2 separate regions of the Homo sapiens genome follow, and region 1 is linked to region 2. Evidence: read pairs that join two places in POLR2A ChIA-PET (ENCODE). Cell type or tissue: Caco-2. All regions are shown on one strand.

Region 1 (8,000 bases), 1.1 Mb after region 2:
ACTCTAGAATTCTATGACCTCTAGGACCAGCATGTGGAGACCTGGAAAAGATAGATTTAGAAGCTGGCAAAAGAGCCAACTCTCTGATTTCCTCTTGCGTTCAGATTTCATCCAACCATCCATCCCCCAGGAGACGCTCATCAGTCCTTGAAGAATGCACCTCCTGATTACAATCAGATATTTTCCAAGTGCCAGCTGGAGATTAACTGATGGGAAGTCTCAGGTCATAGAGGATATTGGGCCACATCTGTCACTCCATGGGGAATTGTCATTTCTGCTCAGTACTGAGGAGCTACGACCTGGGGACAGAAAAACCGGAGGAATTGCAAATTTAAAACACACACAGGGAGCCTAACTGGTGGTATCTGAATTAGAGCACATTTTGTCCCTATAGTCCAAGTTGGAGGCACTGATGAGCAGCCCAATTTTGTAAGGGTCTCAAATATTTACTTAAAGAATAGTATAGTATAAATACCTGCATTAAATCCAATTGCTGTCACTATTAAAAATGTCATACGATTGTTTATTTCTACTGCTTGCTCAGAAAGCAACCCATGCTTGACAAAGGCCTGCTATTTATAAGAAGGTGCACAGAAATGAACAGTATTAAATTTGGTGCCTGTTTATTCCTCCAAGCTACCCATACACCCTGCTTTACACTGAAATGCTTTCTCCATGTTTATCCACATTGTTTCTTTCCAAGTAAAACTTATTACACAGATTCCTCGGGGTATTTTTTTTCTTTTCTTGATTCTGGTTAAATAAACTATTGATTTTGTTTTCAAGGTAACTTAAGGGGGAGTAATACAGTTCTAATTTGATAAGTACAATTGTAATGCATTCAAAGTAAACACACTTTAGGGGTTCAACTAGGACTTATTTTAAAAAGAAAGCAAATCAATCAATGATTGGCTACTATGGCGATTTTAGGGTGGGCTGGATGGGGATGAAACTGCATTGGACATTAATACTGCAGAGACAAATTATCAAAAGGAAAATTGACATTAGAGGCCATGGAAAGCTCTTCCAAAGACATGTACCCTTCAAGGATGAATTAACACTGGGTTTCTTCGGGAGCACGGAAGTAAACTGCAATTTTTGAGAAGCTAAAAGAATTTTTTCTAGATGGACCAGGAAAGTCTGCAAGAGTATTTGCAGGGTGGCCAGTCTACTTTTCCACTCTAAGACAATGAACATCAGTCTTCAAAGAGGCACATTCTAGCTACCAGGATACACTTGGTTGTAGGTGGCCAGAAACCCAAGTCCACCTGGCTTCAGATAAGGAAAAGAATCTATGGCCTCCTGCCAAGGAAAAGCCAGTGATAGAGCTGGCCTTGGGCACATCCAATTCCAGAGGGTAAAACCTTGTTATCACATTTCTATCTGTCTCAGAGTGACTTTGCTGGATTGAAATTGCACTGAGACAGATGCCATCCCCTGGTGGCTCAGAAGCCTCAGTTTTACACCTCCCACCCTGTCCCCCAGCAGAGGTCCAGGATGAGGTCTGATTGGCTCTGACTCGGTCACGTGCCATTCCTGAACCAATCATTGTGGGCAGAGTCATGTGAAACCTCATTGGCCAAGCCTGAGTCACATGATCACCCTGGCACAGACCGGAGACCAGCAAAGCTGTGTTTTCTAGAGCAAGCTCAAGAGTGTGGCTTCAGAAGCATGGGGGTGAATGCTGGGTGTGTTAGTCCGTTTTTGCATTGCTGTAAATAAATACCTGAGGCTGGGTAATTTTTAAGGAAAAGAAGCTTAATTCACTCGTGGCGCTGCAGGCCGTACAGAAAGTGTGTTGCCAGCATCTGCCTCTCACGAGGCCTCAGGAAGCTTCCAATCATAGGGGAAGGTGAAAGGGAGCCGGGGCATTACATGGTGAGAGAAGGAGCAAGGTGCGGGGGACGTGCCATATTCTTGTAAACAATCCATTCTCAGAGCAAGAACTCGCTCATTACCAAGGGGATGGCGCTCAGCCCTTGGCAAGATATCCACCCCCATGATCCAGTCACCTCCCACCTGGCCCCACCTCCAACATTGGAGGTCACATTTCAACATGAGATTTGAAGGGGACAAACATCCAAACCATATCACTCCGCAGGTACAAGGCACCTGTCCACTCACGCCCATCCGGGCATGTCATCATCCAGAGTCAACCCGAAGTCCTTGAGCCCTTTGACTCTACTGACCTTTGGGTGCCTGGATCGCAGTAGTCCCGACCTCTGCCCCCACCACCACAAATGCAGGCTGCTCTCAGAGCCTCTGCTACCAGAACTTGGCTTCTGCCCACATCCCTCCCTTTCTCCACACTTCAGCTCCGACACCTGTCCCACGTGCCCTCTACTGACCTCAACTCATTCTGCTTTCCTCTCTCATGTACTAACTGGGGTTCCAGCTGTGTCACCATTCAAGCATCTGAGCTCCCTGACCCATGTGTTGTCTCTGACATCAGCCAGCCGAGGGCCAGCTAGCACGTGGGCGAGAACTGCCTGCCAAGAACAGCCCTGCTCCCTTGACCACATCAGGAAATACCGAACATGAACCCATTGTTTGCTCTGTGAATTGTGCCTCTGGACTCAGGCTAAATGCAGTAAAACTGTATGTCAGTCAGGTTTCGTGGAAACAGAAGGAAAGAGGTACTTTGCATGTATATTTATTGTATTACGTTATACTACAGATGCTCTTCAATTTACAATGAGGTTACATCCTGATTAACCCATCATAAAGTTGAAAATATCATTAAATTAAAAATGTATTTAATACACCTAACCTACCAAACATCGTAGCTTAGCCTAGCCTACCTTACATGTGCTGAGAACACTTACATTTGCCTATAGTTGGGCAAAATCAGCGAACACAAAGCCTATTTTGTTAAAAAGTGTTGAATATTTCATGTAATTTATTGAATTTATTGAAGTGAAAAACGGAATGGTTGTACGGCTACTCAAAATGCAGTTTCTGCTCAATGCATATCACTTTCATACTATCATAAAGTTGAAAAATTGTAAGTCAAACTATCATAAGTTGGAGACCATCTGTACATTGAATATGTGCATATATATGAATATGTATGTGTGTATATATACACATATGCCCTAAAATTATAGAATACAGCAAAGAGTATTCTTTCTACTAGTATTGAAGATTCAGCCACGTATAGATTACAGGACAGAACCACAGTATGAGATCACTCTTAAACATACACAAAGATTTATTTATGGATTTATTTATGGATCACTCTTAAACATACACAAAGATTTATTTATCATCTTCCTCCTTCTCATCATAGCTAATATTATTGAGCACCTTTCTAAGCCCTTTACATTTTTAATGTCATTTACTTCTTTTATCAATCCTCTGAAATAAGTGCCACATTTCTCTTCTTGATTTACACATGAGGAAACTGAGGCACAAAGAAATTCAGTGACTTTCCCAAAATCATGTGGCTGGTAAGCGATGGAGTCAGGTGCATGGTAAGATTGACATTTTTTCACCTTGTGAAGTTGGGGGTGGTCATGTGATCTGTTCTAGCCAATGGAATGTGATGGGAAGTGTGTATGTTGCCTGGGGAAGATGCCATTACCATCCAGTACTGTAAATGTTTTGCATTCTTACCTTGCTGACACATCCTAGATAGCGGAGGAGCTGCCATCACAGGCATATGAGTGAAAGTGTTGTGGAGTAGACATCCCCACTGTCCTGAGATGGATATGGATTTGAACAATAAATAATCCTTGTTTCTTGAAGCTACTGAAATTACGGCTTTTCCCTTTTATGTTACTGCAGAATAACACCAGATTTCAAAGAGGACTTGAGCCTCATGCAAATGTTTTCATTATTTTTAATAAGGGAAATGTATTCATGTGTCATTTGTGTCATTAAAGTGGCACTTCATAAAAAGGAACCTAAGGTGTTATAATGGCAGTAGAATTAATCCTTAGCCTCTGTCCCTAATGTCTTACTCCATTTTATGTTGCTGTAAAGGAATACCTAAGGCTGGGCAATTTATTAACAACAACAACAACAAATAAAACATTTATGTGGCTCCCAATTCTGCTGTCTGGAAAAGTTCAAGACTGGGTATCTAATGAGGGCCTCAGGCAGCTTCCACTCACGGGGGCAAGTGAAGGAGAACTGGCATGTGCAGAGATCCACAGTGGGAGAGGAAGCAAGGCGGAGGGGAGTGTCAGACCCCTTTTAGCAACCAACTATATGGGGAACTAATAGAGGGAGAACCTACTGTCCTCCCCAGGGAGGGAATTAATCTATTAATGAGGGACCCACCCCCATGACCTAAGCACCTCCCATTAGGCCCCACGTTCAACACTGAGGATCAAATTTCAACATAAGGTTTGGAGGGGACAAATATCTAAACCATAGCAACTAATAAATTAAGACATTCCACATATCTGTGTGTTCTCAATGGTTAATGATTAATCATTAAAACCTCACTCTGTATTTAAAGAATTGTGGCTGTAAAACTTTCTAAAAGGTTACACCAGTGTTCATTGCTCTATTCTTTTAAGCCTTCTAGTATTTTTTAAGGTAAGATATTCAGCTATGTCTTCTTAAAGTGTAATTTAACTTCTCCACTGTTGATGTTAAAGAAAATGATCTTTTATGATCAAAAGCTTCTATAGCAGCTGCTCTGTGCCAGGCATGTTGTGAATGCTTTACATATATTAACTCTTTTAAACCTGACAATAGCCCTTTCAGTCAGGTATTATTATTGCCTATCCCAAAGTTAGTGAGTTAAAGAGCCTGACTTTGGTCCTAGGCAGTCTAGTTCAGCGTCCTCACCTTTAATGACCATGTTACTCTGTCTATCTACACCCCAGGGATCAAGAACAGTGTTTGCTCCAAAATAGTTCACTAATGATTATTATTTGAGTTAATGAGCAAGTGAATGAATGAACTGCACTTCCCAAAGTCTTTTCATTTACATTATTTCATTTAAATGTTGCAGCAACCCATTGTTCATTGACTGTGTGGCTAGTATCCCCAGGTTACCAACGAGAAAACTGAGTCCTGGCAAGGTGGAAGGTCAAGTTACCCCACTGGGAGGTAGCAGAGCTGGGCCTCAAATACAAAGCATTTTAACTGCTAGTTCATTGCTCTTTCCACTTCTATATAATTAAGGAGACTGACTGAGTGCAGACCATAAGTCATTGACATTATTTTTAATCAGTTGGGAGATTCCAGATAAACCATTCAGATTTCTGATTTGTCTTTAAAGAAGAAGGAGGAGATTTGGCTGCACGGGGCATCATTCCCACAGGCAGCCATCTGTCCCCTGGAGCTGCCACCTCATGGCCTGCAAGGGTTCATCCACCCCCACAGCAGTCTTCAGAGAGGAGAAATTATCAGGCTCTCTTTACTAAAGAGAAAACTGAGGTCTGGTCCTAATGCTAGAGGCAGTGGGGTCAGCTCCAGAGCCATCCCTTAAATGTCACCTGTGCTGAGGCTGAGACTGGGGCCTGCAGCATGGACAGGGGAAGGCACAAAACAGGCCTCAGAGTGAGGAGTGTTTCCTTTCGACTGAGGTTCCTGAGAATGGAGAGAAATATTTTCCCTTTTAAAGGAGATCTGTGCCCGCCCTAATTCTCCAGCTTGCCAGGAAAAAAAGTGCAGCTGCTGTTCCAGGCCTCAGAACAAATGAAAGCAAAGAAAAGGGTTTCTTTCTTCCCTTGCAGGGGACAGATGACCTTGCTGCTTCCTCTGAGATGACACCCACGTGGAGGTCTGCATTGGTTCTGTATTTCCCTGCTCTCTCTTGTTGCTTGAGGAAAGTTCTGAGCCGTCTCTGCCATAATAAGGCATAGAGGAGGCCTCAAATAGCCTGTCCCGGGCCCCTGGCTGCTTCAGGAAGGACACATTCCTTCTAGAAGAGCATCCTCTTGGCCAGAGTTGCTAAGAGCCGGCATTCAGACCTTGACCCTTACGACACAGAGAGTGCGCAGAGGGCACAGCTTTCCTGCCTGCTTCCTGAACAATTTCTATTTGCCTCTGCACACAGCATTCTGCAGTGGGGTTTAGCAAGGAGAGCAGCTGGGAGCTTCCTTCTTTCTTTCATTCTTCCCTCCCTCCCTCTTTCCTTCCTTTATCCACAATGTCCAATACACATATTCACTAAGTAATTCCTATGTACTAGACACAGGGGTTAAAGCAGAACCTAAATAGAGCCTGCCAGCCCTCATGCCTGGTGCCACACTCCATGGGGTAGACAACATAAACAAGTTAACAAATAGCACACTGCCACCTGGGGCTAATGGTTTTGAAAGAAAAACAGTAACAGCGATTGTGGTAGAATTATGGTGAGTTCTTTCTGAAAGGCATTGGAGAAGGTTTCTCTGAGCTCCCTTCCCCCTCACCCCCCGAATACACACACAGATGGTGAGAAGGAGAGAGCCAGGTCAAGACCTAGGGGAAGAACATTTCAGGCAGAAGAAACTGCTTGTGCAAAGGCCCTGGGGTAGGAGTTTGCTTTGCCTGTGCAATGAATGGCATGAGGCCCAGTGCCTAGAGGGAGGTGGGAGGGGTGGAGAGGTGCCTTGCTGTTGACACCGCCACCCTCGGGGCTTAAGCTGCATTGGAGGCTCCTTCTCCTCCGTCCTCCTTCCTTTCCCTGTCCTCTCTTTTGGGTCTTCTTTGGGCCTCCCGGCCTGTCTTCATCTCTGTGATTCTCTCCCACTCTCACTGTGTCTGTGTGCATCACCCTCTCTCTCTCAGCAGCACAGAGAAACATACTCAAGGGTCAAGGGAACGCCTAAGGCACTAATAGGAATTACTGAAGGCCGGGCACGGCGGCCCACAACACTGTAATCCCAACACTTTGGGAGGCCGAGGCGGGCAGATCACTTGAGGTCAGGAGTTCGAGACCAGCCTGGCTAACATGGTGAAACCCCCTCTCTCCTAAAAATACAAAAATTAGCTGGTGTGGTGGTGCACGCCTGTAATCACAACTACTCGGGAAGCTGAGGCAGGAGAATCACTTGAACCCAGGAGGCGGAGATTGCAGTGAGCCGAGATCAAACCACTGCACTCCAGCCTGAGTGACAGAGCAAGATTCTGTCTAAAACAAACAAACAAACAAAGAACAAACAAGGAATTACTGAAGTCCCACAATCTATCCATTCAATCACCTATTCATTCACAAACATTGCTGAAGTCCCTAACCTGTGCCAATCCCTGGGAATATAAAGCTAGTCTGTCTTCTCAGGAAGCTAGCAGGCTACAGGGGAGATACATGTGCAGATAAAACTTTAAGCACCATTTGACCAGAGCCCCGAAGAGCAAAATGAAAGAGCCCAAGGGAGTCCTCGGAGGGAGTCCTGAACTCTGCCAGGAAGGTCAGGGGCGTCTGCACAGCGGTGGTGACATTTGACCTGGGGTGGAGTGCGGTGGTGACAGCGTGGGTGAGAGGTGAGGTGGCTTCCATTCAAAGGGGACCCAGGTGAGTAACCAGTGAGTGCATCACTCTGTGACTCAGTTTCCACATCTGTAAAATGGGAGATACCAAGCTCAGAGCACCCATGCCCTGGAATTGCTGTGAAAGTTATGAGTTAGGTCACATGGTGCCCACATCAGTACTTGGCACATAGTAAGTGCTCCACAAATATTTGTTGCATGAGGAAGCACACAAATGGATGAGTTGAAAGCACCTTTCCATGTTTGTACTACGGGTGAGACCAGAACAGAACAAAATTGGTGTTTTCCCTCCTTAACAATCTCCAAATATGGATCATTCCTCTGATCTGCTCCACTTCCTTTGTTTTGGACAGTCAGTGGAATTCCAGCAGCTGGCATGATGGGAGGCAAGTTTGATTTTGTTTTAGCCAAAGGCAACACAGGGCAGAATTGAGCATGCAGCTTCTGGGGCAGGCTCTGCCACCTCCCAACTATGTGACTTGGGAGAAAATACTCACGTGCCTGCCTCATTTGTCCCAAATGGGAATAGTCACAGGGTGAAGATTTAAGTAAGTGTAAGGAAGGTGTTGCAG
Region 2 (8,000 bases):
ATCCTTCAGGCCACAAATGGCGCGGGGTGGACGTGGGGGCGGAATTCTCTTACCCACAGCCAGAGGCTCTCACAGTGTGGTCCTCCAAGTAGCAGCGACAGCATCACCTGGGGATGTGTTGAAAATGCAGATTCTCTGGCCCTACCTCAGGCCTAGCAAATCTGAAACTCTGCGCTGGGGCCCAGAATCTGTGTTTTCACAGCCCTGGAATCCCCCCTTGGATTCTGGAATTCCAGAATCCCCCTGGAATCGGGAGGACCTGTGCCTTGAGTCTTTGCATCTCAGATTGTTGTCCGCAGACCAACCACATCAGCATCCCCCGGAGCTGGTTAGAAGTGCAGGGTCACCAGCAGGCAGAGTCTGCAGTGACCCAAGATTACACCACTGCACCCCAGCCTGGGCAACAAAGTGAGACCCCGTAAAAAAAAAAAAAAAAAAAAAAACGTGCAGGGTCTCAGGCCTCATCCTGGGCAACTGACTCAGAATCTGCTTTAAAAAATTTTTTTTTATTTTTGAGACAAGGTCTTGCTATGCTGCCCAGGCTGGTCTCAAACTACTTCTGGCCTCAAGTGATCTTCCCACCTCAGCCTCCCAAGTAGCTGGGATTAGAGGCATGCACCACCTGCCTGGCCCAGAATCTGCATTTTTGACAAGCCCGCCAGGTGACTGTGGAGGCATTAAAGTTGAAGAAGCCCTAGAAGTCACTGGTTCTCACACGTGGCTCTCATTGGAACCACCCAGGGAGTTTCAGTTGCTGGTGGTCTTGGTATCACTGCAGCCTGGACATCAGGAGTCATAAAGATCCCTGGGGAATTCTAAGTGCAGCCAAGGAGAGACCCGCCCCCTGGCTTCAGGTACTAGGAACATTTGCTCATTGCCCCAAACAAGAAGTCTGAAGGCACTGAAGGCGAGGCTGGCTCAGCCGTAGTCTAGAGAATTCTGGAGTTCTCTAGAACAGAGGTTTTTAACTAGGGGTGGTACTGCGCCCTCCTCAGGAGACATCTGGGAGTCTTCCTGGTTGCCACAGTGCCTGGAACCAACCACTGGCCCATAAGGGCAGGGTTTGAGTAGGTGGCTAATAGTGTCTGCAATATACACATTGGCCCCAAAAACTTCTAGGGCCCCCTCCCTCCATTCCTAGAAAGAATAGAGTCCCGGTTCTCAAACTGGACAGAACACACTTCCAGTCGCAGCTCTACAACTTTCTAGCTATGTGGCCTTAGGCAACATACATACGGTCATCTTAATGAGCCTTAGTCTTTAAATCTATGAAATGGAGAATACAAATACTTCTGCTTCCCTGGATTATTGAGAGATTTATTGTTAGTGCATACAAAAGGCATGACTCCATGCCTGATACACAGCGGGAACTCAATAAATGGTGGCATTTGTCACGAGTTGCTCTCAGTTTTGCTTGGGAGCCTCGGGTTCCCCTGCGTCTTCTACTGTCCCTGGAGCTTTCCCATCCGTTCTTTGGGACAGACTTCCCGTCGTGTTCATGGCTGCGGTGCTAATGCAGCCCACGTGCTAAGCGCGGTCCTGGCAGTAGCTAATGTTTAAGGAGCACTCGCTCTGCCAGTTTTGCCACCGTTTTCATGGACTAGCTCCTTCACTCTTCACAGCATGCCTGTAAGGTAAATGTTTTTATCAACGGTGTTGCTTGAAAGCAGAAACTGAGATGACGGAGGTTAAGTAACCTGCCCAGCGTCACACAGCCCAGGCAGAAGGGCCACAGTGGAGTCCCAGGCTGGGTGACTGCACCACCTCTGCCCTTCAGGGCCACACTTGGTGGCCTCTCAGATGTGAGTGTGTTGATTGCAGGAGTGAAGCAGCAAGCTCTGGTCAGGTCCCAGCCTTTGTACCCAGCCCTGCACGGAGGGAGGAGGGGAGCAGGAGGGCTGACTCAGGTGAGACAGGGATGGGGTTGGCCGCCAGAGAGCATCTGTTCCCCATCCAGGTTAAGGCCCAGGAAATGCCAGGGCTTTGTCAGGCTGCTCTGCTCACCCATAGCTGAGGGGAGAGCACCCAAGGCGTCAGCCAGTGAGGAGCCCACAGCCAGCGGCATGCCGGTCTCCTTCCCCAACCCAGCTGTTCCTGCATCACAGAACTAGCCAGGTGCATGGCCGTGGCTTCCAGCCCAGGGATCACCACAGATCCCCACGATTCCAAGTGTTTTAGAAGGTACACTCGGAAGAAAGGCATCTGCAAAATACAGAATAGAGAAAATGCTTAGTAAATCACCATCTAGGAGGCAGGGGTTGAAATCAGGGGCCTTAGCCTGATGTCATCCTTCCATCTACCACTTCCCATGTAGCTCTGAGCAGGTTATTTGACCTCCCTGTGCCTCAGTTTCCTCCTCGTGTGCAAAATGGGGCCAGTGATGCTGCCCAGCATCATTGGTAGATGGCTAATAGTGTCTGCAATATACACAATATACACAAGGATTCATGCCAGGATGTTGTGAATTCACACAGGAAAGGTGCTCAGAACGGCATCTGACACACATAAGCTCTCATTAAGTGGCACTTTTGTTATCTGGGGAAGGTGGGAAGGAGGCCAAGCCTGGAGGAAAACGCCGAGGAAACAGCTTGAAGCACACTTCCCAGCGTGGAGCAAAGTAGGGGTGGTTGGGCAGCCAGCTACACAAGACAGCACGTTGGGAAGCCCTTTGTCAACTGAAAAGTGCTGAGCCTTGTGAGTTTGTATTGTTACTGAGGGTTCCAGCTAAGGGTCTGTGGGGAAGGTGCAGAGACAGAGGAAAACCAGAGGCCGTGTGTTCTCCTAGAGTTGATAGACTAATGAGAAGATGGGACATGTAGCAGTAAGAAGATTCATTCATTCATTCATTCTTCCACGTGTCCATCGTCAAAGGCCTAGGTTGTGGATTCAGCAGTGAACAAAAGAAACAAGGTCCCTGTTTTCAAAGAGTTTATATTCAGTGAGTGGAGGAAACAGACCATCAACAAGTGAGCAAATCACTTAAATTCTTTTTTTTTTTTTTTTTTTTTGAGATGGAGTCTTGCTCTGTCACCCAGGCTGGAATACAGTGGCATGATCTCGGCTCACTGCAACCTCTACCTCCCAGGTTCAAGTGACTCTCCTGCCTCAGCCTCCCGAGTAGCTGGGATTACAGGCACATGCCACCATGCCCGGCTAATTTTTGTATTTTTAATAGAGATGAGGTTTCACCATGTTGGCCAGGCTGGTCTTGAACTCCTGAGCTCAGGTGATCCACCCGTCTCAGCCTCCCAAAGTACTGGGATTACAGGTATGAGCCACCATGCCCGGCTTTAAATTCTTAATTCAGTCATTTCGAGGATGATCACACCTATTGAAGAAACAGATATGGCAGAGAGCCCAGCGTGGGCAGTGGTGGCCAGGGGATACTTGGAATAGTAGACCCAGAGTCCATCTCTCAGGAAGGGCTATTTGAACTCAGTATTCTAAATATTCTAGATGAGATTCTAATAATGATAACCAGATGCCCAGAGCTGGGGAATGACCAATACAAGCAAAGAGTCAATCAGTTCAGCTACATTCAACTGCATAAGTAAAAGAACAACCAACCAAAAAATAACACAAAAAACAACAATGGCTTAAACCAGATAGAAATGTATTTTTTTTCTTATATACAAAAGCTGTAGGCATTCCAAGCTGGCCAAGTACTCTACAGTGTTATGAGCCCAGGATCCCAGGATCCTTCTTTCTTTTTTTTTTTTTGAGACAGAGTCTCACTCTGCCACCTAGGCTGGAGTATAGTGGCACAATCTCGGCTCACTGCAACCTCCGCCTCCCGAGTTCAAGCAATTCTCCTGCCTCAGCCTCCCAAGTAGCTGGGAATACAGGCGCCTGCCACCACACCCGGCTAATTTTTGTATTTTTAGTAGAGATAGAGACGGGATTTCACCACGTTGGCCAGGCTGATCTCGAACTCCTGACCTCAGATGATCTGCCCGCCTCGGCCTCCAAAAGTGCTGGGATTACAGGCATGAGCCACCCTGCCTGGCCCCTTCTATCTTTGTATTTATTTATTTATTTATTGAGACTGGGTCTCACTCTGTTTCTCAGGCTGGAGTGCAGTGGCATGATCTCGGCTCACTGCACCCTCGACCTCCTAGGCTCAAGTGATCCTCCCACCTCAGCCTTCAGAATAGCTGGGACCACAGGCACATGCCACCATGCCTGGCTAATTTTTAAATTTTTTGTAAAGATGGGGCCTTCCTGTCTTGCCCAGGCTGGTCTCAAACCCCTGGCTCAAGCGATCCTCCCACCTCAGCCTCCCAAAGTGCTGGGGTTACAGGCGTGGGCCACCTCACCCAGCCAAAATCAGGATTCTTATTACTAATGAGAAGATCCTTTTGTATTTATATTTTTACTAATTACAAGTGAAAAAAATGGATAGTGGATGGCAACTAAGTGTCTACCACAAACAGCAAATGAAAAGTCTCTGAGACAAAAAGAGTTTGACACTTTTCAGAAAGATAAAGAAGGCCAGCATAGCTGAATAGCTGGAGTGAGGGGGCACGTGGTCCAGGACAGGATGAGAGAGCTGGCGGTGTCCAGATGACATAAGGCCCAGTTTGGACACTGGGCTCTTCTATGTAGAGAAGACGATGTCTCCATAGCACAGGCAGCATTTTGTCCTAATTAATTCATTCTTCCTTCAACAAATACTGATTGAGCATCAAGCACAGGCCAGCCCCTGCTACAGAAACTGCTGCTATGATGGCGAACAAGACTGACTTGGTCCCTGCCCTCTGCCCTAGAGTGAATAGCCTAATGGCCAAGGCAGATGCCAAACACATCGTCACACAGATACACTTAAAATTAGAGTTGTGAGAAGTGCTGTGAAGAAGAGCTACAGTGTGTTGGGAGAATATAAACTAAAGGGACCTGACCCAGCCTGGAGAGATCAGGTTAGACCTTCCAGAACAAATGACATTTAAGATGAGGCCGTAAGGCAGGATGCAGAGGTTCACACCTGTAATTCCAGCACTTTGGGAGGCCAAGGCAGGATTGCTTGAGGCCAGGAGTTCAAGACCAGTTTGGGCAACATAGCAAGACCCCACCTCTATGAAAAATACAAAATTTAGCCGGACATGGTGGCAGGCATCTGTAGTTCCAGCTACTCAGGAGGCTAAGGTGGAAGGATTGCAGGATTGCTTGAACCTGGGAGACTGAGGCTGCAGTGAGCCTTGATCACACCACTGCACTCCAGCCTGGGTGACAGAGCAAGATCTTGTCTCAAAAAAAAAAAAAAAAGACAAGGCCCAAATGCAGAGTGTGAAGGATTTAGCCAGGCAAAAGCAGAAGATGAGATAAAAGAGTGGTCCATGTTCTGAAATGAGGTGTGCAAAGGTCCTGGGGCAGGAGTCCACTTGGTGTTTCAGGGAACAAACGAGGCCTCCAGGCTGGAATGGAAAGACAGCGGCAGGAGATGAAACTCAGTAGGGACAGGATCATGCTGCTGGGGGTTTTGAACTTTATCTTAAAGCTACTGAAGGCTGAGAGAATGGCAGGTTGAGAAATACCCAGGGTAGCTCTGGAAGCCAGCTGCCTGGGTGCCGGACCTGTGTCCATTTTTGTTCATATCTGTGCATTCAGTGCCTATTACAATATCAAGCACCTAGAAGGCACTCCTGAATTTTTTGTTGGATGCATGGATGGATGAATGTGGGGGTAGATAGGTGGATGGGTGGATGGGTGGGTGGGTAGATGGGTGGATGGGTGGGTGGGTGGATGGATGGATATTGGGTGGATGGATGGGTAGATACGTGGGTAGGTGGATGGATGGGTGGATAGGTGTCTATTATTTTCTCCCTATGGTGAGCAAGTCAGTCAACATCACAAAGCCTGTTTCTTTACCTAAAAATATAGAAATAAAAATGGTGTCCACCTCTATGGTCATTGTGAGAATGAAATAAATCATGTTAAAAGCAGAGCCCTGCACATAAGCACTCAAAAATGTTCATCATTTTTTATGTTATTATTAATTCCCTGTCTCCACCATAACAATATAAGCTCTATAATCTGCATATTTTTGTTCATATCTGTACATTCAGTGCCTATTACAATATCAAGTACTTAGAAGGTACTCCTGAATTTTTTGTTGGATGCATGGATGGATGGATATGGGGTAGATGGGTGGTTGGGTGGATAGGTGGGTGGGTAGATGGGTGGATGGGTGTGTGGGTGGATGGGTGGATGGGTGGGTGGGTAGACTGATGGGTGGGTGGGTGTGTGGGTAGATTGATGGGTGGGTGGGTGGATAGATGGATGGTTGGATATTGGGTGGATGGATGGATGGGTGGATGGATGGATATTGGGTGGATGGATGGGTGGATAGGTGGGTGGGTGGATGGATGGATGGATATTGGGCAGATGGATGGATGGGTGGATGGATGGATATTGGGTGGATGGATGGGTGGATAGGTGGGTAGGTAGATAGATGGGTGGATAGGTGGGTGGATGGATGGATGGATGAATGGAAGGGTGGATGGGTGGATGGGTGAATCAGTCAGTGGATGGATTAATCTATCAATCTGTTGATCTCAGGATAAGATTGAGAGAAGCCACTGGATTGAAGTTTACTTTGGGTTGTCATCTGATTTTAACCCTCAGGGTACAGTAGCTAGATTCCTGTTCCCTACCTTCATCCCCCAGATCTTTCTAATACGATGACTACATCTTTATTTCCTTTGTCCACAGGGTTGATAGGCACTCCCAAAAGGGAGACCTGGCTACAGCTCCGAGCTGAGCTGGAAGCTCTCACAGACCTCTGGCTGACCCACTCCCTGAAGGCACTAAACCTCATCAACTCCCGGCAAGTGGCAGCCCTCATTTTCCTCTGTGCCACTGAACTTTCTCGCAGTAGACAGTGGTGGCTCCTGCATGTCCACACTTGGGAGAATTGGACTCCTCAAACTCTCACTTGTACACTTTCCAAATATTTTTTTTTTTTGATATGGAGTCTCACTCTGTCGCCCAGGCTGGAGTGCAGTAGCGTGATCTCGGCTCATCACAACCTCTCCCTCCCAGGTTCAAGCAATTCTCCGGCCTCAGCCTCCTGAGTAGCTGGGATTGCAGGTGTGCACCACCACACCTAGCTAATTTTTGTATTTAGTAGAGATGGGGTTTCACCATGTTGGCCAGGCTTGTCTCGAACTCCTGACCTCAGGTGATCCACCCGCCTCGGCCTCCCAAAGTACTGGGATTGCAGGTGTGAGCCACCACTCCCAGCCCAAATATTTAATAAAGCTTAAGTGCACAAGGCTCAGTGGATACCTTGGAGCATAGCTGAGCTAATAGCGGCAGAGACTTTTCAGGGCCCAACAGGTTTCCAGGTTTCTGGATTCTCCCAAAAGATGAGAACTGGCATGCAGGCTCCAGCTTACTCTATTCCCCACCTCTCCCTCTTGTCCTACACTTGTTCCATATCACTCATTTACATTACCCGCAACTATTTAAGTGTATGGCCCTTGCAATAAACATTTGCTTTTTATATAAGAAAAGTATTCCCCCCATACTACATTTCACTATGTCAGGCAGCTTCAGGCTTAAAAGAGAGGAACAGCCTGAGAATCCTTGGGCCCTAACATACCTGAAGATGACAGCCATAGCCTCCAAGCCTACCAGATTTCCCGCCAACTGCAGGCTCATGCAGCAAGAGGAGGCCTGGCCTTGTGGTCCCTCTGAGTTCTGATCCACAGTCTCCTTTGTCCTTAGGCCCAACTGTGTCAATGTGCTGGTCACCACCACTCAACTAATTCCTGCCCTGGCCAAAGTCCTGCTATATGGCCTGGGGTCTGTGTTTCCTATTGAGAACATCTACAGTGCAACCAAGACAGGTAGGGAGAAGCCACACCTCGGCGGGGATACAGGGTTGGAGGGTGGGGTTAGCTTTCCATCCTGGGAATGGGGTGTTTAAGGAACATGACACCACAGAAATGGATGGAGTGTGCCTATGGCCATGACTCAGATTCCCAAAACAGCCCCCATAG

The links. ChIA-PET counts read pairs that join two places held together with the same protein. Peaks named below come from ENCODE experiments on the same cell type or tissue, not always from the same donor. Only the 100,000 strongest peaks of a DNase experiment are listed, where the experiment ranks them.
Region 1: POLR2A ChIA-PET joins it to region 2 with 13 read pairs; 2 of 35 experiments call an interaction of 5 or more read pairs at or near these places.

What each region holds. Positions count from the first base shown.
Region 1 is chr20:48,281,477-48,289,476 of GRCh38, forward strand. LOC124904924 (a long non-coding RNA gene) reads left to right here. Exons shown (of 2, transcript XR_007067634.1): 2 at 1-721. Among named protein-coding and RNA genes, the nearest start is that of LINC00494, 74 kb to the right of the region's middle. In Caco-2, no CTCF peak of the experiment used is centred here; DNase peaks (open chromatin) are centred at 1,557, 3,575, 4,295 and 5,925.
Region 2 is chr20:47,173,090-47,181,089 of GRCh38, forward strand. EYA2 (EYA transcriptional coactivator and phosphatase 2) reads left to right here. Exons shown (of 16, transcript NM_005244.5): 13 at 6,709-6,823; 14 at 7,726-7,847. Among named protein-coding and RNA genes, the nearest start is that of MIR3616, 10 kb to the left of the region's middle. In Caco-2, a CTCF peak has its summit at 920; a DNase peak (open chromatin) is centred at 845.